Linked DNA regions of Homo sapiens: region 2 is linked to region 1. Evidence: read pairs that join two places in POLR2A ChIA-PET (ENCODE). Cell type or tissue: PC-9. All regions are shown on one strand. Links, peaks and the distances in the headings refer to the core of each region. The heading gives the core; the rest is flanking DNA. Region 1 overlaps ZBTB8OS (zinc finger and BTB domain containing 8 opposite strand). Region 2 holds the start of NHSL3 (NHS like 3).

The links. Peaks named below come from ENCODE experiments on the same cell type or tissue, not always from the same donor. Only the 100,000 strongest peaks of a DNase experiment are listed, where the experiment ranks them.
Region 2: POLR2A ChIA-PET joins it to region 1 with 11 read pairs; 3 of 35 experiments call an interaction of 5 or more read pairs at or near these places.

What each region holds. Positions count from the first base shown.
Region 1 is chr1:32,619,483-32,630,208 of GRCh38, reverse strand. ZBTB8OS (zinc finger and BTB domain containing 8 opposite strand) reads left to right here. Exons shown (of 7, transcript NM_178547.5): 6 at 2,665-2,701; 7 at 8,261-9,389. The coding sequence ends at 8,347. Among named protein-coding and RNA genes, the nearest start is that of ZBTB8OS, 26 kb to the left of the region's middle. RefSeq lists an enhancer at 6,431-6,500. In PC-9, for the core only: no CTCF peak of the experiment used is centred there; no DNase peak of the experiment used is centred there.
Region 2 is chr1:32,737,731-32,748,456 of GRCh38, reverse strand. NHSL3 (NHS like 3) reads right to left here and starts at 6,627. Exons shown (of 7, transcript NM_020888.3): 1 at 6,268-6,627. The coding sequence starts at 6,502. In PC-9, for the core only: a CTCF peak has its summit at 6,907 (motif pointing right); DNase peaks (open chromatin) are centred at 4,566, 5,336 and 5,726; H3K4me3 peaks cover 3,466 bases; H3K27ac peaks cover 3,380 bases.

The DNA.
Region 1 (10,726 bases), core at 1,147-9,146:
GTCTTGCTATGTTGCTAGGCTGGTCTCTAACTCCTGTGGCCCCATTTTATATTGAATTTCATTCACTTCTTTTTGTAAAGTGAGATCTTTTATTATCTTCTCTGTGTTTTTGTTTTGTTTTGTTTTTTGTTGTTTTTTAATGAGTAAAGAAACAGGCTTGCTGGGTGCAGTGGCTCACGCCTGTAATCCCAGCACTTTGGGAGGCCGAGGCGGGCAGATCAGGAGGTCAAGAGATTGAGACCATCCTAGCCAACATGGTGGAACCCCATCCCTACTAAAAATACAAAAATTAGCCAGGTGTGGTGGTGGGCACCTGTAATCTGAACTACTCAGGAGGCTGAGGCAGGAGAATCGCTTGAACCCAGGAGGCAGAGGTTGCAGTGAGCCAAGATTGTGCCACTGCACTCCAGCCTGGCAACAGCGCGAGACTCTGGCTCAAAAAAAAAAAAAAAAAAAAAAGAAACAAGCATGTCCAAAAGTACTAGCTAATAAGTGTTTGAACAGAATTTTAAAGCTTTGCTCTTTCTATTATACCACGTTGTGATCTTCACTCACATTAGTGTCAAAGACAGAGAGGAGACTGATCCTAAGTTCTAGATTACTTTTCTAGGGCCTTCTATATACAGATCATGGATATTTTTGGAAAAGTTGTAAAGTGTAAACCAAGTTCGGACTGTATTATAGAGTCTAGTATTTTGCCTTTGTGGTACTCAGACTTGCTTTCTCCAGTGGGAGGTATTATTTAATTAGTTTTTGTTTTTCTTTTTTGTTTTGTTTTTGTTGTTTTTGTTTTGAGAGAGGGTTTTGCTTTGTCTCTCAGCCTGGAGTGCAGTGGCATGATCATGGCTCACTGCAGCCATGACCTTTTGGGCTCAAGCAATCCTCCTACCTCAACCTCCCACCTAGCTAGGACAACAGACATATGCCACCATGCCTGGCTAATTTTTTTTTTTAATCTTTTGTAGAGACAGGGTCTCGCTACATTGCCCAGGCTGGTCTCAAACCCCTGAGCTCAAGCTATCTTCCTGCCTCAGTCTCCCAAAGTGCTGAGATTACAGGTGTGAGCCACCGCACCCAGCCTACTTAACTAGTTTCATAACTGAGGATAGTAAAAATTTTGAATATGTTACTACTCTGTTTTGAAACAATATTTACTAAACAATGTTTATTGAGATTCCACCATAGGTACACTATATTGGGGCACATTTATTTTGAGATCAACTATCAACCTTTTTTTAAAGTTTTTAAAATTAATTTTTTGTTTGTTTGTTTTTTAGACAGTCTCACTCTGTTGCCCAGGCTGGGAGTGCAATGATGTGATCTTGGTTCACTGCAATGTCCGCCTCCCAGATTCAAACCATTCTTGTGCCTCAGCCTCCCGAGTAGGTGGGACCACGGGCGCATGGAACCATGCCTGCCTAATTTTTGTATTTTTAGTAGAGACGAGTTCTCACCATGTTGGCCAGGCTGGTCTTGAACTCCTGGATTCATCTACCTCTGCCTCCCAAAGTGCTGGGATTACAGGTGGGAGCCACTGTGCCTGGCCACTAGAATTAAATTTTTTTTTTTTTTTGAGACAGAGTCTCGCTCTGTTGCCCAGGCTGGAGTGCAGTGGCATGATCTCAGCTCACTGCAATCTCCGCCTCCTGGCTCAAGCGATTCTCCTGCCTCAGCCTCCTGAGTAGTTCGGATTACAGGTGCCTACCACCACGCCTGGCTAATTTTTGTATTTTTAGTAGAGACAGAGTTTCATCATGTTGGCCAGGCTGGTCTTGAACTCCTGACCTCAGGTGATCCGCCTACCTCGGCCTCCCAAAGTGCTGGGATTACAGGCATGAGCCACCGCGCCTGACCTTTTTCATTTCGCTCTGTTGCCTAGGGTGGAGTGCAGTGGCGCGATCTTGGCTCACTGCAACCTCCACCTCCTGGGTTCAAGCGATTCTCCTGCCTCTGCCTCCCAAGTAGCTGGGATTACAGACATGCGCCACCACGCCCGGCTAATTTTGTGTTTTTAGTAGAGACAGGGTTTTTCCATGTTGGTCAGGCTGGTCTCAAACTGCCGACCTCAACTGCCGACCTCAGATGATCCACCTGCTTCGGCCTCCCAAAGTGCTGGGGTTACAGGCATGAGCCACCGCGCCTGGCCTATAATTAAAAATTCTTTTGAAACACAGTCTTGCCCTGACACCCAGGCTAGAGTGCGGTGGTGCAATCACAGCTCACTGCAGCCTTGACTTCTGGGCTCAAGCAATCTTCCTGCCTCCTCCTCGTGAGTGGCTGGGACCACAGGCATGTGCCACCACACCCAGCTAACTTTTTTTATTTTTTTAATTTTGTGTACAGATGAGGTCTCCCTATGTTGCTCAGGCTGTTCTCAAACTCCTGGGCTCAAGCGATCCTCCCTTTGGCCTCCGGAAGTGCCAGGATTATAGGTATGAGCCACCGCACCTGGCCTTAACTATCAACCTTGAGAGCAAATGATGACACTGCACACACGTCCCTCAACAGCTGTATCTTCTGACAAATGAAAATGAAACTTAACAGCTCCCTGACCCCCTCCTGTCTCTTTTGGCTTTCTAGCATGTTAACCACATTTACAAGGCTTATTTTAAAACATATAAAGAGAGAACAAATCTTAATCATGTTTTAATTTGTATTCTCAAGGTGGGGAGAAGAATTTTCATTGTCCAAGCACCCTCAGGTATGTTTTAAAATCCAGCCATTAAGAACATGAAAAATTTCCTTACCATAAAGTTCATATATGTGACAATCAACTTCAGTTAGTTCTAACTGGTGTAAAGTGATAAGTTTTTCTCAAGCTTCTCTGACCTGTCTGGATATATTTTGTTAAAATACTGTGATTATACACACCTGATTTAGTGGATGAGGCGTCAGCATTGGGTTCTAGGGTCAAGTTTGTTCAGATTATTGTGGAATTTGAAATTCTCTTTGCCTTTTTGACCTTTATTTCTTCTCCTATAATAAAGATGTTGGACTAGATGTTCTCTATTGTGCCTTCTACTTTCTGTGTGTCTCTAGATTCTGTATTTGCCGACCTGTATGGCCTCACTCTATGGTAGGAAAATCTATTGGAACAGGAGTTGGCAGTTTTTTTCTGTAAAATGGACAGATAATAAATGTTTTAAGATTTGTGGGCCCAGAATGACAGAAGAGCAGCTACTCAGTGCTTCTGTTGTAGCACCAAAGTAGCCATAGATAATACTTAAATGAATGAGTTCACTTGTATTCTAGTAAAACTTATTTATGCCCATTGAAATTTGAATTTCTTATCATTTTCAAATGTAACAAAATGTCATTGTTTTGATTTTTTTCCCCAACCATTTAAAAATGTAAAAATCAGGGCAGGCATGGTGGCTCAGACCTGTAATCCCAGCACTTTGGGAGGCCAAGGCAGGCAGATCGCTTTAGGTCAGGAGTTTGAGACCAGCCTGGCCAACATAGTGAAACCTAGCCTCTACTAAAAATACAAAAATTAGCTGGGCGTGGTGGCACGCGCCTGTAATCCTAGCTGCTCAGGAGGCTGAGGCAGGAGAATCACTTTAACCTGGGTGGCAGAGGTTGCAGTGAGCCGAGATCATGCCACTGCACTCCAGCCTGGGTGACAGAGCGAGACTGGTCTCAAAAAAATAAAATAAAAGTAAATAAATAAAGATGTAAAAATCACTCTTACTTTATGGGACTGTACAAAAAGAGGCAATTTGGCCTGTGGGCTATATATATTTTGCTGACCCCTGTGTTTAGGCCAGATACAGACAGGTCACTTAACTACTGGGATACATTCTGAGAAATGCATCTTTAGGCGATTACATCATTGTGCAAACATCATGGAGTGTACTTACACAAACCTAGATGCTATAACCTATGCTATATGGTATAGCCTATTGCTCCTAGGCTATGAACCTGTACAGCATGTTACTATACTGAATACTATAGGCAGTTGTTACACATTGGTAAATATTTGTGTATTTATATTTCTAAATACCAAAAAAAGGTATAGTAAAAATACAGTATTATAGGCCCGGCGTGGTGGTTCACGCCTGTAATCCCCGCATTTTGGGAGGCCGAGGTGGGTGAATCACCTGAAGTCAGGAGTTCTAGACCAGCCCGGCCAACGTGGTGAAACCCCATCTCTACTAAAAATACAAAAATTAGCTGGGTGCGGTGGCGGGCGCTTGTAATCCCAGCTATTCGGGAGGCTGAGGCAGGAGAATCGCTTGAACCTGGGAGGCAGAGGTTGCAGTGAGCGGAGATCACGCCATTGCACACTCCAGCCTGGGCGACAAGAGCAAAACTCCATCTAAAAAAAAAAAAAAGAAACAGCATTATAATCTTCTCAGACCACCATCATATATGCAGTTAGTCATTGACCAAAATGTTATGCGGCACATAACTGTATTCTAAATTCATATTTGTCATTGGAAGTGTTCAGAATGGATTGTGAGCAAATTAATTTCATTTATTCCTAAGAGTTTTTGTTTATGTGAGACAGTGCCTTGCTGTGTTGCCCAGGCTGATCCGAAACTCCTAGTCTCAAGCAATCCCCCCACTTCAGTCTCCTGAGTAGCTGAGCTTACAGGTGCACACCACCAATTCCAGCTTGGTACTCCTAACAGTTTTTGTTTTGTTTTGTTTTGTTTTGTTTTGTTTTGTTTTTGAGACGGAGTCTCATGCTATTGCCCAGGCTGGAGTGCAGTGGCACGATCTCAGCTCACTGCAACCTCCGCCTCCCAGGTTCAAGCGATTCTCCTGCCTCAGCCTCACAAGTAGCTGTGATTACAGGCACATGACGCCATACCTGGCTAATTTTTTGTATTTTTAGTAGAGATGGGGTTTCACCATGTTGGCCAGGCTGATCTCGAACTCCTGAGCTCAGGTGATTTACCTACCTCAGCCTCCCAAAAGAGGCGTGAGCCATCGCGCCCAGCCAACAGTTTTTTTTATTATTATTATTCTTTCTTTTTTTTTTTGAGACAGTCTCACCCTGTCACCCAGGCTGGAGTGCAGTGACGTGACCTCTACTCACTGCAACCTCCCCCTCCCAGGTTCAAGCGATTCTCGTGTCTCAGCCTCCCGAGTAGCTGGGATTACAGGCCCATGCAACCATGCCAGGCTAATTTTTGTATTTTAGTAGAGACTGGGTTTCACCATGTTGGCCAGGCTGGTTTCGAACTCCCGACCTCAGGTGATCCACCCACCTTGGCCTCCCAAAGTGCTGGGATTATAAGCGTGAGCCACTGCACCCAGCTACTTCTTATTTTTTGAATGAATGATCAAATAACTCTTTTTTTTTTTTTGAGATGGAGTCTTACTCTGTTGCCCAGGCTGGAGTGCAGTGGTGTAATCTCAGCTCACTGCAACCTCCACCTCCCAGGTTCAAGCGATTCTCCTGTCTCTGCCTCCTGAGTAGCTGGGATTACAGGTGTATGCCACCACAGCCGGCTAATTTTTGTATTTTTAGTAGAGGTGGGGTTTCACCATGTTGGTCAGGCTGGTCTCAAACTCCTGACTTCAGGTGATCCACCTGCCTCGGCCTCCCAAAGTGCTGAGATTACAGGCATGAGCCACTGGGCCCAGCCAATCAACTTTTCAAAGCAAAAAGGAATGTTTTACAAATAGCTTATTAAAACATCTGGTTCCTGGAATATTTCTTGGTTTAAAAATACCTTCCTGGTTTTAATACTGTCTTTACCTTCTCTCCATGAATCCATATGCCATCCATCCATGAATTTATGCATGCATTCAGCAAATACTTATCAAGTGCCTCCAGTGTTTCAGACTTTTTTTTATGCACTCGAGGTAGAAATGTAATAGGATAAGCGAAGTCTCTGCCCTTACTGAGTTTAAAATGTAGTGGGAGAAGTGAGCCAGACAAACATGTAAACACATAATATAATTTCAGATAGTGAACAGTGCCATCAGGATAAGGTAAGAGTGGTTGGAGGAGGGGAGGGGGTAGTCAGAAAATATATGTTTATTAACCCATTCTCACGCTGCTGATAAAGACATACCCGAGACTGGGTAATTTATAAAGGAAAGGGGCTTAATTGATTCATAGTTCAGCATGGCTGGGGAGACCTCAGGAAACTTACAATCATGGTGGAGGGGGAAGCAAACCCTTCCTTCTTCACATTGTGGCAGGAAGAGAAGTGAGTGCTGAGCGAAGGGGGAAGCCCCTTAGAAAACCATCAGATCTCCTGAAAACTCACGCACTATCACTAGAACAGCATGGTGGAAACCGCCCCCGTGATTCAATGATCTCCACCTGCTCCCTCCCTCCCACAACACGTGGAGATTATGAGCACTACAGTTCAAGATGAGATTTGGGTGGGGACACAGCCAAAATATATCAGTATGTTTGAGAAAGTGATATTTGAGCAGAGGCAAGAGAGATGAGGAGTGAGCAGAAATAAGGAAGAACTTTCTAGGTGAAGAAACAGGTGTAAAGGCCCTGAAATGAGGTAAGTTCAGGGAACAGCAAGCTGGAGCTGAGAGTGAAGGTGTAATAGTAGGAGACAAGGTTGTAGAGATAGGGCCACAGCCTCTTTGGTAAAATTTGGTAAGGGGAGTATAGGATCAAGTACTCACGTATGGGAGTTGGCCTTCTGATGGGAGCCAGGGACAAGCCATTCATTGCAATCAGGCTAAGGTGAGTACAGATACAGCATGATGGTAGATTTGGTGGTAGGAAAATGAGTCAGTTCTTACTGAGTTGCTCTTACTTTCTCTAGGAAGCACAGTTGATTGAGAGTGAGAATGAGGGAGGAATGATCACTAGAGGAGAAGAGAAAGAATTGTCTCAGAGAGTGAAAAAGGGAATTTATTGGTAATTGTAAGATTTTACTGCGAGTACTGAATTCCTGTTTGAGATGTGTGGACATACACTCAGGGTGATACCAGTTAGCATGGTGTGTGCTGCCATAAGCAGACAGTTGAACTTGAATTAGGTTGTGGTTTTGCCAGGTGATTGTGGCAGAGGAGAAAAAGCAGTGGCAGTGCCACTTATATCCTTCTGTGAAATCTTCCTTTTTTTGTGTGGTGTAGAGCTAGCAAATGCCATTTACCTATTGCCTGGTACATTTTATGGTGCACAGAATTATTGTAGATTCCTTTTGGAGCTGGAAAGAACCTAAGAGAACATCTAATTCTGTGGTTTTAAACTGGGGCAGGGTTGGGCAATGTCATGTATCAGAGACGTGTGGAGAGCTTTTGACCTGGGAAACTATATCTTATTCTTCAGCTAGACTTGGAAAGAGAAGAGTCCCAAGAGGTGAAGTGAGTGTTGTCAACTGAGGAAAAGAGAATAAGTTGAATTCCTAGGGCCTAGGTCAGAGTATAAGGAGGTGGTTTTGATTTCAGAAAGAGCCCTGAGCCAAATAGTAGAAAAGCTTGTGTTCTTTGATTCAACCCATTTTCTTTTTTTTTTTTTAATCATCCTCAAAAGTTTTTTACTTTTTTTTCTTTCCAACTTTTATTTTTAGGTTCATGGGGTACATATACGAGTTTGTTACATGGGTAAATTGCATGTTGTGGGGGTTTAGTGTACAGATAATTTTGTCACCTAGGTAATCAGCATAATACCTGATAGGCAGTTTTTCAATCCTCACCCTCCCCCAACTCTCAAATAGACCCGGTGTCTTGTTTCCCTCTTTGTGTTCATGTGTACTCAATGTTTATGTCCCAAATAAATATATGGAAACATGGTATTTGATTTTCTGCTCCTGCATGAATTCACTTAGGATAATGGCCTCCAGCTCCATCCACGTTGTTGCAAAGAACATGATCTCATTCTTTTTTATGGCTGTGTAGTATTCTATGGTGTATGTGTGTCACATTTTCTTTATCCAGTCTACCATTGATGGGCATGTGGATTGATTCTATGTCTTTGCTATTGTGAATAGTGCTGCAGTGAACATACCCATGGATGTGTCTTTATGTGATTTAACCCATTTTATAAATGAAAAACTGATGTCCAGACAGGCCAGACAATTTCTATACACCCAGGTGGAAACAAAGCCAGGATTAGAGTTCCATGTCCCAACTCCATTGTGCATGTGTTGCCTCTCATTTTTCTTGGATCCCTGTATATTCTCCTAATTTGATAACTAATTGTTTCATGTGAGTTTTTCATTTTCAAAATACTAAAATTTTTACTTTCTGCTGATTGTTGCTAGAGTTAATGATTATGATTTCAATATCCTATTTTCCTTTTTTTTTTTTTTTTCTCTAACCCCAACTTTAGGGAACAGAAGTCAAAGCAATAACATATTCAGCAATGCAGGTCTATAATGAAGAGAACCCGGAAGTTTTTGTGATCATTGACATTTAAGACACCAAAAAATAAAAGACTCCTACGAAGAACTGTTTTTGTTTTCCTCTTCCTTTTGAGAAGACACTATGAATTAAATTCTACAGCTTTTTTTTGATATATGGAAATTTGTAGAACAGAAATATTTTAGTTAAAGTGTGACTTTCAGAAAGGGAAAATCAGGGCACAGCCTTGGTCTGTGTTCCCCAAATATTCACACTTTAAAGAATTCTTCAACCCCCCAAGGGACAGTTATGGTCCTTTGATTCTCTGCTGTGGCAGTAGGTGTGCCTCATGCCCTTCCAGTGCAATGCAAGCCCTCCAGCCTCACCCCAGAGAGGATCACTGATGTCAGCAGCAGCCTGAGGCTGAATCCAGGTTGAAAGAAGAATAACTTGAAAAAATATATTTCCACACACAGAATTTTGTTTTTCTTCCAAGTTGGTTAAGACATATATTTTGTTTCTTTTTTTTTTTTTTTTTTGAGACGGAGTCTCGCTCTGTAGCCCAGGCTGAAGCGCAGTGGTGTGAGCTCGGCTTACTGCAAGCTCCACCTCCCGGGTTCACGCCATTCTCCTACCTCAGCCTCCCGAGTAGCTGGGACTATAGGCACCCGCCACCATGCCCGGCTAATTTTTGTATCTTTAGTAGAGACGGGGTTTCACTGTGTTAGCTAGGATGGTCTTGATCTCCTGACCTTGTGATCCGCCCACCTTGGCCTCCCAAGGTACTGCGATTACAGGCATGAGCTACCATGCCCGGCCACAAGACATAGATTTTCTATATGCACATCAAGGGAGGTGCTGGTTTAGGTTGCTATAGGACAGAGCTATCCTGTATTCCAGTTGGTTTTTGTAGAGAAACAATTAGACTTCTCTAGATAGAGCCCTGATTTTTCTCTCACGCTTTCAGTTTTTTAAAAGCACTAATGATATTTCCTGTTTTCTCATAAGAAAAAGTCAATACTATGCCTTACAAAGAGACCTTTCCTTCTAATATAGAATTTTATTTGAAAGTGAGTACATGTTTATAACTAGAGAATAAAAGGAGAATTTTTGAAAAATTTCTTTATTGTTGTTTTTGTTTAACTACTTAAGCTATTCGTCCTTTTTTTTGAGACAGGGTCTTGCTCTGTCCCCCAGGCTGGAATGCAGTGGTGCAATCATAGCTTACTGTGGCCTCGAACTCCTGGGCTCGAGCAGTCCTTCCAACTCAGCTTCCCAAATTGCTGGAACTACAGGAATGCACCACCATACCTGGCTAATTTTTAAATTTTTTTGTAGAGACAGGGTCTCACTATGTTGTCTTGAACTGGTCTTGAACTCCTGGGCTCAAGTGATCCACCTTGGCCCCCCAAAGTACTGGGATTACAGGTGTGAACCACTGCACCAGGCCTAGCTATTTGTCTTTAAGGAGACAGGAGGCCAGGAAAACAACCTTAAAATGATCTGAACTCTTAAAGTAGATGACTTTTTAAAAATGAAATTTAGTTTGATTTGCACCTTTTTTCTTGTTTCTATTGATTGAGGTATTCTCTTTTGGGATCAAGAGTTTGCAAAGTTGCTATTTATTCCCAAGAACATAAGAAAAAATTGCCACTGGGTGGTGCTAAATATCATCATAGTATGGCGAACTTGAACTAAAAGGAACGGATTAGCAATTATTTTTCTATGGGTATTTAACAGAAAACAGGGTTAATGAAAGCTGGGCACAGTGGCTCACACCTGTAATCCCAACACTTTGGGAGGCTGAGGCAGGCGGATCACCTGAGGTCAGGAGTTCAAGCCCAGCCTGGTCAACATAGTGAAACCCCATCTCTACTAAAAATACAAAATATTAGCCTGGCTTGGTGGCAGGCACCCATAATCCCAGCTACTCGAAAGCCTGAGGCAATGAGAATCGCTTGAACCCAGGAGGTGGAGGTTGCAAGTGAGCTGAGATTGTGCCCCTGAACTGCAGCCTAGGTGACAGAGTGAGACTCTGACTCAAAACAGAAAAAGAAAATAGGGTTAATGAAGAATAGGCCAAGAGCCTGTGGTTTGAAAAGCAGCTCTTCAAATGAATATATATTAGGAACACTGGGTAGTGCTTTTTAACCTCCTTTGTACTCAGGCACATTTTACAAATTTAAATTGTTACTCTCCAAGCCAAACACATCCCTCAGAATCCTTTTACCTTTTATTAGGGTTGATTGCCAGGCTGTGATGGGGCTCTTTTTTTTCACAGAACCTTTGCATATCGTGGGCTAATTGGGGCTTAATTGTGAAAATGAACAATGGAAGACCATGAAGGCAATGAAGGCCAAATCCAGAGCAAGAAGAGGGTGAGAGTTGGAATACAATAAAACCAAATAGAGCTGGGCACAGTGGCTCATGCCTGTAATCCTAGCACTTTGGGAGG
Region 2 (10,726 bases), core at 880-8,879, 120 kb before region 1:
TGACGGGCAAACAGACACCATCCTGACCTCAGAAGGGCAAGGCGCCCACGACCCCAGAGACTTGACTCTGACTGCTTTGGAACTATCTAGGCCCCTTCCTCAGCAGAGAGAAATGACATTGTTCATAATGGACTCTCCTTACCCACCTTCCTTTTTTTTTGAGTTTTGAATGAAACTGTTGCCCAGTTGAACTCCCGTCGCCCAGGCTGGAGTACAGTGGCGTGGTCTCAGTTCACTGCAGCCTCCGCCTCCTGGGTTCAAGTGATTCTCCTGCCTCAGCCTCCCAAGTACCTGGGACTACAGGCGCCTGCCACTACGCCTGGCTAATTTTTGTTTTTTGTTTTGAGACGGAGCTTTTTGTTCTTGTTGCCCAGGCTGAAGTGCAATGGCGTGATCACAGCTCACTGCAACCTCTGCCTCCTGGGTTCAAGCTATTCTCCTGCCTCAGCCTCCCGAGTAGCCTGGGATTACAGATGCATGCCACCATGCCCAGCTAATTTTTGCATTTTTAGTAGAGATGGGGTTTCGCCATGTTGGCCAGGCTAGTCTCAAACTCCTGACCTCAGGTGATCCCCTCCCGCCTTGGCCCCCGAAAGCACTGGGATTACAGGCGTGAGCCACTGTGTCCGGCCATAATTTTTGATTTTTGTATTTTTAGTAGAGACGGGGTTTCACCATGTTGGCCAGGCTGGTTTTGAACTCCTGACCTCAAGTGATCCACCTGTCTCAGCCTCCCAAAGTGCTGGGATTACAGGTGTGAGCCACCACGCCCAGCCACCTTACTCCCCTTCCTATGACATCCAGGCCACTGGGTCTCAGTGTCTTATCTGGCTGGCTGGAGGTCAGCTCTCCTTTCCTGGACACAGCTCCCATCTCCATGCCTAGCCCCCAGCCCCTACAGGCTTGCTCCCTCAGCCCATTCTCAAACTCACAGAATCCTAGAACTAGCAAGAGTCTCAGAGGCCATTAAACCCCATCTTTGTCGGCCAGTCGCGGTAGCTCACGCCTGTAATCCCAGCACTTTGGGATGCCAAGGCGGGCGGATCATGAGGTCAGGAGTTCGAGACCAGCCTGGCCAATATGGTGAAACCCCATCTCTACTAAAAATACAAAAATTAGCCAGGCACGGTGGCACTCACCTGTAGTCCCAGGCTGAAGCAGAAGAATCGCTTGAACCTGGGAGGCAGAGGTTGCAGTGACCTGAGATCTCGCCACTGCACGCCAGCCTGGGCGACAGAGTGAGACTCTGTCTCAAAAAACAAAACAAAACAAAAAAAAAACCATCTTTGTCAAGACAGGGCATGTCTGGTCCAAAGAGGGGCAGGACTTACCCAAGGTCATACAACAGAGCAGAACTCAAACTCAGGGTTCTCTCCACAACTCCACACCATGAAAGGACAGTCCTCCCTGAGTGGCCAGAGGGAACTTGGAGAGGCCACAGTGAACTGACTGGAGTTAACATGGGGCTAAGTCAGCTAGGCCTGGCAGGGTAGCTCTCAAATTCTCAGTATCAGAGCCATGCCTACTCCCACCCCTCAGCCGCTGCCCACTGCACAAGAGAAACCCTCAGGAGGACTACATACCCCTTTCCCCAAAACTGGTTTTGTCTAAAACTCTAGAGAGGTTACCTGCCTCCAGAGTCAGAAACACAGCCATCATCATATAATTTTCTTTGTAGAGTGTGGCCTCTGGAGGCAGACTGAGTGGCTCCGTCATTGTGATGCTGTGAACCTCACTTCCACATAGATGGGGACCTTGCCTGTCTGGTCCTCTGGCATTCACATCACCTTGAACAGTGCCTTACACTCCAGAGTAAAGAATATGTCCTCTTCAAATAAATGAAGCTGAGTGACCTCGGGCTACTTACTCTCACCCCTTTTTTCTCACCTACAAATGGTGGTAACTGTCCACCTCCCAGGTTGCTGTAAGGACATAGGAAGACTTTGATGAAAATGCCTGGCCAGGGTATATATAGCACATAGCAGCCTTCCTGTTACTTCTCTTCCCATTCAGATTAGCCAGGACCCTGCCCTCCTTCCATAGGCGCTCGCCTCCTCCAGAAAGCCTCCCCTGATTATCTGCTGGGCTCCAATCCTGGCATCTGTCCCAGAAACACTTCCTACCCACACACTTGTCTAGAGTCCAGGTGATATTTCTGGAAGATATGGATTCCTGTTTGTTTTTGTTTTTTTTAACTTGTTCTTTTTTGTTTTTTTTTTTTTTTTTGAGCTGGAGTCTCGCTCTGTCGCCCAGGCTAGAGTGCAGTGACGCGATCTCGGCTCATTGCAAGCTCCGCCTCCCGGGTTCACTCCATTCTCCTGCCTCAGCCTCCCAAGTAGCTGGGACTACAGGCGCCCGACACCACACCTGGCTAATTTTTTGTATTTTTTAGTAGAGACAGGGTTTCACCATGTTAGCCAGGATGGTCTCAATCTCCTGACCTTGTGATCCGCCCGCCTCAGCCTCCCAAAGTGCTGGGATTACAGGCGTGAGCCACCGTGCCTGGCCTGTTTTTTTAACTTTTTCTTATGTCTGAGTCCTCCTGTGGGACAAAGGTGAGACTCTATCCTCTGTGAATCCCCCTCAATAATCATCATCATCATGGGCTGTTTTCCAAACATGGATCAGGGTGAACTTAACTAATGCTCAAGTCCTCAGCAGCATAACAACAGCAGAAACCTGCTGCCAGCTGCACCATGCTCCACAGTTCACAACGCACTTGCATGTCTGTTAGCTCATTTGATCCTGGAAAGGCCCCTATAAAGCTAGGATTTATTATCCCTATTTTACAGATAAGGATACTGAGGCTTGGAGGGGTGAATAACCTGCCAGCATCTTGTAGCTTGAGAGGGGCAGACCAGGGAAGCAGAGTTGTCCATTTTTTTTTTTTTTTTTTTTTGAGACCTAGTCTCGCTCTGTCGCCCAGGCTGGAGTACAGTGGTGCAATCTCGCCTCACTGCAACCTCCACCTCCCGGGTTCAAGCGATTCTCCTGCCTCAGCCTCCTGAGTAGCTGGGATTACAGGCACGCGCCACCACGCCCAGCTAATTTTTGTATTTTTAGTAGAGACAGGGTTTCACCATGTTGGTCAGGCTGGTCTTAAACTCGCGACCTCATGACCCACCCACCTCAAACTCCCAAAGTGCTGGGATTACAGGTGTGAGCCACCACGCCCAGTCAAGCAAAGTTGTTCTTAGGCCCAGAGCCCATTCCTTCCAGACTGGGTCGTTAGAGCTCAGGTGACTAAACTTATAAACACAGGCATAGCAACCCCTTGCATTTCTATGGTTACTTCTCTTTAATATAATTTTCTTTTTTTTTTCTTTTTTTTTTTTCTGAGTCTCGCTCTGTTGCCCAGGCTGGAGTGCAGCGGTGCAATCTTGGCTAACTGCAACCTCCGCCTCCCGAGTTCAAGCAATTCTCTTGCCTCAGCCTTCCGGGTAGCTGGGACTACAGGTGCACGCCACCTTGTCTGGCAAATTTTTTGTATTTTAGTAGAGACGGGGTTTCACCGTGTTGCCCAGGCTGGTCTCGAACTCCTGAGCTCAGGCAATCTGCCCGCCTCGGTCTCCCAAAATACTAGGATTACAGGCATGAGCCACCACGCCCAGCCTTTAATATAATTTTCATATGCTCTCTTGTGAGAATCTTGGTGAGACAGAAAGGTCACAGCCCATCAAGGCAATGTCCAGCCAGAGGATTCCCCCTTTCTTCCCCACAAGACAGTGGTGGAATCAGGGAGCCCACTGAGAAGTTGCTCATCCTACATCATGGGGCTTGCTAGTAGCTGGGCCAGGATTTAAACTCTCATTGGCCTGATTCTGATACTCTCCCCACTCTATCAAGTTCCCTCACTTCTCTCTCTGGGCCATTTCCCATCTGTAAAGTGAGTTGAACAAGAAGATCTTCAAGCCTTACCTGCTGCTCTATGTCCTTGGGAGAGTCATGAAAACAGTCCCGATTTTTGAGGCAGGTGATTTGAGTTTAAATCCGTTTGGTCAAATCAGTCACTCACTGTCCCTGAGCCTCAATTTTTTCATCTGCAAGTAAGATCTTGACATATTCAGACTAATCAATAAATGTCAGACTTCCTCTCTTCTTCTAAGTTTGTGCAGGGTAGTGAGGTCAGCAAGGGAATCATGGAAGACTGGTGCTCAAAACTCCATGACAAGCTCAGTTTTTCCATCTTAAAGTAGGAGAGTCAGATTAGAGGAATCAAGACCTGCCTCTCATAGGTCTTTGAGCCAGAGATTGGAATGGAGGAGATAATGACTTCCCCAGCAAAGATCCCTGACCTCCCAGGAATCTCCTGTGTATCCCTCCTCCCCACCTCTCCCAATCTCCATTCTGAACATTCTCCCTGAAAGAGTTAAGCCTTCTGCAGGCTTCCCGTTCCTGGCCAGCGTTGCCAGTGGAGATTAGTGGGATCAGATTTATTTCTCTTAATAAACAGAAAAGAAGTTGGGCCAGGCAGGTGACAAGGAAACAGTTGCAATAATAGGAGGCTGGAGTAAAAGGGAACAGGACTTCCTCCAGTCATACCCAGGGCCACCTCCAGACCTGGAGAAACAACAGCCAGGGGCAAGGAGGTGTTACCCATGCACGTGGGCTCAAATCAGGCCGACATGCTGCCCAGAAAGCCCAGAGCCACCTGATACCAAACACAAGGCAAGAGGGAGGCCTGGCCACTGACCCAATGAACCCAAACCCAGGCTGTTGGAGCAGTGACCTACAGGCTCAGCTTTTCCAGCCCCCTGCCTTCCAGGCTGGTCTCCCAGAGGAAAAAGGTCCATTGCCCTGGAGTATACACTGCTAGTCCACTAGCCTTCTGCCTGCCAATCCTGACAGTCTGACCACAATACATCCTGCTGCAATGCCCTCTTGAATGAGACGGGGATGACTTCAGACTGAATCCCAGTGGGGCAGCCCTGGGACAGACTCCATGTCCTGTTAGGACTGCAGAGGCTTTGGAAACACCCCTCACCCAAATCCAGTCCTCCCTCAGGGTTTGGCCCAGTCACCCCAGCCCCAGCACCCTCACTTCTATGTGTGGCTGTGCCGCAGGGAAGCAGGGCCCTTATCCAAAAGGAAGATCAAGCCGGATACAATCACACATGAGGCTTTCCACCCTCTTCCTGACCCCTAAAGTGTTCCTTCTAACTCTCCCAGAAGAGGTGGTTAAAGGACACTGGGAGGGTAAACACAGGCAGAATGGGATGGGCCCGCACACCCAGCCATTTCCTCACCTCCAGCACTGCAGCAGCAGTCTAGGAAAGGTGGACTTCCCAGGACAGCAAGCCCCAAGGGAGCTCCACCCTCTTGCAAAGACTCAAGCCCTCCCCATCAAAAGGAAGACAGAAACTGGAAAATGAGGGAAGGCCCAAGAAAGGAACTGAAAATGACCCCAGCAGGGATGGGCCAGGTCGGCTTCCCCGCCTTTCAGGCTGCCCGTCCAGGCCAGAGGAGGAGCCCAGGGACTCAAATTCAGAAAGACTGAGAATTAGCTGTTGAATTTTAAGTACCCACCCCAGCCCAGGTACAGCCTCTCCACTGAGCTTGGGCCTCAGTTTCCCCCATCTGTAAGCACACTTCCGACACTGGCATGTTTCTCCAGGGCTGGAAGAAGGAGTGATAGGGAGGGGCGGGTTGGTTCACCTTGGTGAGCTCACTACCCCAGGAGGTGATGTTTGTGGCCTGGCCCAGGTGAGCGTTGAGGGAGGCCAGGTGGGAAAAGCCAGCACTGTTAAGAAGCTAAGGCAGGGCACACTGTGCTCCATGTGAGGTCCTTTGTGGGGCTGGAAATCCAGATCCAGCTGGAGCTGAAACTCTTTGTGAGTGCGGTTGACCTTCCAGACCCAGAGGGTCCCCACCAGAGACCCAAGGCCACCTGTCTCTCCCATTGGCCACAGGCCAGCGTTAAGTCTCTGACCCCCTGACTCAGCAGAGGGCAGAACCTCGGTGAGCCTGGGGGAGGGGGAATCGCCTCACCGCCCTGGAGTCGGGCTACCAGCACTTCCTGCTCTGCCAGGGGATCCCTGCCCCAGCCGGGGGTCCCCTCCCCTCACAGCGGGGCAGGACTGGGTCTGGAAACTGCGGAAGGCAGCGCAGGGTGGAAGTGTTCGGACTCAGCCCTGGCCTCTTCGCTTTCCAGCACCAGCTCCTGGGGGTCACCCCCCTCCAACACGCCGCGCGCGGACCCCCGGCAGAGCCCCCTCGGCCGCACCCTCGACGCCCCCCCGCGCTCAGCCCAGGTGCCGACCGCCTTACCTCGGCCTTTGCCCTTGGCCCTCTTGGCCTTGTCCTCCGCCTTCTTGGCCCGGGGGGCGGCCGGTTCGGCGCCCTCGGCCCCCGCCGCCTTCTTCTTGCGCCGCTTGCCCCGCAGCCAGCTGAAGGCGCGGCGGAGGCCGGACGCGCCGGAGCGGGACTTCTTCCTGCGCGGGGGGCCGCCCGGGTTCCCCGGCTCCTCGGCCGCAGGTGCGGCGGGGGGCGCGCGGGCCGCCATGGCAGGCGGGGGCGGAGCGGGCGGCGGGTCAGGCCCCCTGCGGCGCGGTGCCCATGCCGGGGGCGGCCGCCGGGGACGCGCGCCCGGAGAAAAGTTTGGGCGGCGGAGGCCGAGCGGGCGCGGAGAGCGGACGGCGGGAGCGGCGCGGGAGGGGCCGGCCGAGCGGCGGGCGGGGCGCAGGCCGGCGGGGAGGGAAGGAGCGGGGCGGGAGCGGCCGCAGGGCGGGAGCGCCGCTGCCTGCGGCCCCTCCCCGCCTCCCCCGGTCCCGGCGGAGGGCGAGGTCCAGTCCCGAGAGGAGGGGGTCCCGGGAGCCCGGGGTCGTGCCCCCCGCTGGGGCCCGAGAGGGCGGGTCGTGGGGCCGCCCGGGAGGGGGCGGCACTGAGGTTCCGTCCCGCAGGGGGCACCGCGGGAGATCTGTTCGGAAGAGGGTGGTATGGGGTGGGGACGGAAAGGGGAAGGGCGCAGGAAAGGAGGAGCGAGAGGCTGGGGTTGGACCCCAGGAGACTTGGTATCCCAAGTTTGGGCTGGGAATAGACAGGGGATTCTGGAATATTTTTTCCTGGAATAAGGGAATTTGGAGAATTCCTTCCAAGCCCCGACAGTGTTGGGGCGCTTGCGCCAGGAATAGAGGCTTCAGACACGTCCAAGACCTGTGACCCGCAGTGGGCATTTCCCTCCCATCTGCTGACTGGGGTCGCCTCCTCGCTCTTTACCACACCTTCCAGGCTCCAACCATCTTCGGTGTGCAGCGGGGGCCCAGGTCCACTGTGTTCCTGCCTCACCCTTTGGTGGCAAGATGAGGATAGCCCTTCCTCCGTTTACCCTTGGACTAGGATTTGAGGCCCCAGGGCACTCCTGCCTGGACCAGGAGTTCCCACTGAGATGCTCAACACTAATTAGGGTTGAACTCTGGGCAGGTGAGAGGTGTGACTGGGAGGCTGGTAGGAAAGGAAACATTAAGAATCCTGAAATTGCTGTACTCATTGCCTACAGGCCTCTGGGTCTATTACAGCTGACCAAGCCCTTTTATATCATCTGATCCCACGACAACGGAAATGGAGGCCAGAAGGGGACAGAGGTGGTCAGCGGGAGAGGAGCCAAGATGGTCATCTGGGTTTTGTCTCAGGCTGGTCCAAGGCTTCAAACCCTAAGGACTAGAAATTGCGCTGGGGACCAGCTGTGGGTTCAGCACCCTTGAACCTCCTCCGTCAGTCCCCAGAAGGGCCTTGTGATGTCCATACCAGTGGGGTGGCCAGAATCACCCAATCTGACTCTGGTCACACGGCTTTCTCTTGGTCCTGGTCTCCACGAGGGCAGGGGCCCATTTGTCTGGGCCACCCAGCCCAGTCAGCCCCGGCGCACTGTAGATAGCACTCACCATAACATTGCAGGATTACTAGAGTGCAGTGGGATCTCCCTAACCTGCCTTAGCCCCCTGCATGTCCCCAGGGGCTCAGCTGTGGTGAACCTGGGACATCATTGACACTCTCCCACCTGGGGGCCCTGGGGCAGACCACCCAGTGTCCATGCTGGGCCTCAGTTTCTTGTCTAACCACCATTCATTCAGATCCAGCCCACAATCCCAGAGCACCCATTCTGGATCAGGAACCAGCCCTGTACTCTGGGTGCTCTTGGCCCAGCCTAGCACTCCTAAGAACCCAGCCTCTTCCTCTGTTAGTTGGTGAGGAAAGGGAATGTAGAGAATGCAGTTTTCAAGAGAAAAGTGTTACAGGTGCCAGGCATGGTGGCTCAGGCCTGTATTCCCAGCACTTTGGGAGGCCCAGGCAAATGGATCACCTGAGGTCAGGAGTTTAAGACCAGCCAGACCAACATGGTGAAACCCGGTCTCTACTAAATACAAAAACTTAGCTGGGTGTGGTGGTGCATGCCTGTAGTCCCAGCTACTTGGGAGACTAAGGCAGGCGAATTGCTTGAACCCGGTAGGCGGAGGTTGCAGTGAGCCAAAATTGCACCATTGCACTCCAGCCTGGGTGACAGAGCGAGACTCTGTCTCAAAAAAAAAAAAAAAAAAAAAAAAAAAAAACTTATTAAGAATTTCAAGGCCTGCCACAGTGGCTCATGTCTGTAATCCCAACACTTTGGAAGGCCAAGGTGGGAGGATTGCTTGAGCCTAGGAGTTCGAGACCAGCCTTGGGCAACATGGTAAGAGCTCATCTCTCCAAAAAAAAAATTGTTTTTCATTAGCCAGGTGTGGTGACAAGTGCCTGTGGTCCTAGCTACTCACTCGGGAGGCTGAGGTGGGAGGATCCCTTGAGCCCAGGAGGTCAAGGCTATAGTGAGCCATGTTCGCGCCACTGAACTGCAGCCTGCGAAACAGAGTGAAATCTTGTCTTTTTGTTGTTGTTGTTGTTTGTTTGTTTGTTTGTTTGAGACTGAGTCTTGCTCTGTCGCCCAGGCTGGAGTGCAGTGGCACAATCTCGGTTCACTGTAACCTCCACCTCCCGGGTTCAAGCGATTCTCCTGCCTCAGCCTCCTGAGTAGCTGGGACTACAGGCGCCCGCCACCACGCCTGGCTAATTTTTGTATTTTTAGTAGAGACGGGGTTTCGCCATATTGGTCAGGCTGGTCTCGAACTCCTGACCTCAGGTGACCCACGCGCCTCGGCCTCCCAAAGTGCTGGGATTACAGGCGTGAGCCACTGTGCCTGGCCTGACTTTGTCTTTTAAAAAAAGAATTTCAAGAGGCAATAGCAGGCCGGGCAAGGTGACTCACGCCTGTAGTCCTGGCACTTTGGGAAGCCGAGGCAGGTGGATCACAAGGTCAGGAGTTTGAGACCAGCCTGGCCAACATAGTGAAACCCCGTCTCTACTAAAAATACAAAAATTAGCCAGGCAAGGTGGCAAGCGCCTGTAATCCCAGATACTCGAGAGGCTGAGGCAGGAGAATCACTTGAACCCAGGAGGCGGAGTTTGCAGTGAGCCAAGATCACGCCATTGCACTCCAGCCCCGGTGACAGTGTGAGACTCCATCTCAAAAAAAAAAAAAAAAAAAATTAGCCAGGCTTGCTGGCAGGCGCCTATAATCCCAGCTACTCAGGAAGCTGCGGCAGGAGAATCACTTGAACCCGGGAGGTGGAGGTTGCAGTGAGCCGAGATCATGCCATTGCACTCCAGCCTGGGCGACGAGTAAAACTCCGTCTCAATAAAATAAATAAAAATACAAAAAAACTAGCAAGGCATGGTGGTGCTTGTCTGTGGTCCCAGCTGCTCGGGAGGCTGAGGCAGGAGAAACGCTTGAACCCAGAAGGCAGAGGTTATAGTGAGCCGAGATGGTGCCACTGCACTCCAGGCTGGAAAATAAGAACAAAACTCCGTCTCAAAAATAAAAATGCCGGGCACGGTGGCTCACGTCTGTAATTCCAGTACTTTGGGAGGCCAAAGAGGGCGGATCATGAGGTCAGGAGATCGAGACCACCCTGGCCAACATGGTAAAACCCCGTCTCAACTAAAAATACAAAAATTAGGCCAGGTGCAGTGGCTCACACCTGTAATCCCCGCACTTTGGGAGGCTGAGGCAGGCGGATCACCTGAGGTCGGGAGCTCGAGACCAGCCTGACCAACATGGAGAAACCCTGTCTCTACTAAAAATACAAAAATTAGCCAGACATAGTGGCGCATGCCTGTAGTCCCAGCTACTCTGGAGGCTGAGCAGGAGAATCGCTTGAACCTGGGAGGTAGAGGTTGCAGTGAGCCTAGATCGTGCCATTGCCCTCCAGCCTGGGCAACAAGAGCGAAACTCCATCCCAAAAAAAAAAAAAAATACAAAAATTAGCCGGGCATAGTGGCGGGTGCCTGTAATCCCATCTACCTGGGAGGCTGAGGCAGAGAATTGCTTGAACCCGGGAGGTGGAGGTTGCAGTGAGCCGAGACTGTGCCACTGCACTCCAGCCTGGGCGACAGAGCAAGATTCTGTCTCAAAAAAAAAGAGGCAACAGCAAAACATTCAACCAAGCACAGAGCCTTTCTGAGCATGGGCTATGCATAACTACACAGTTTGCATGCCTCTGAAGATAGCCCTGCCAGTGTCTCATATAATTCCTCAGGGAAATTCCCCTCAAACTAGAATTTCCAGGAATCAACCCACAGATTGGATCCTCTGATTTGCAGGTAGGGAGAGGAAGAAGGGAAATGAGGAGAGTTCAGGGTTATATTCCCTTCACTGCTCCTGACTCCAGCACCCAGAGACTCTCACTTCTCATCCCCA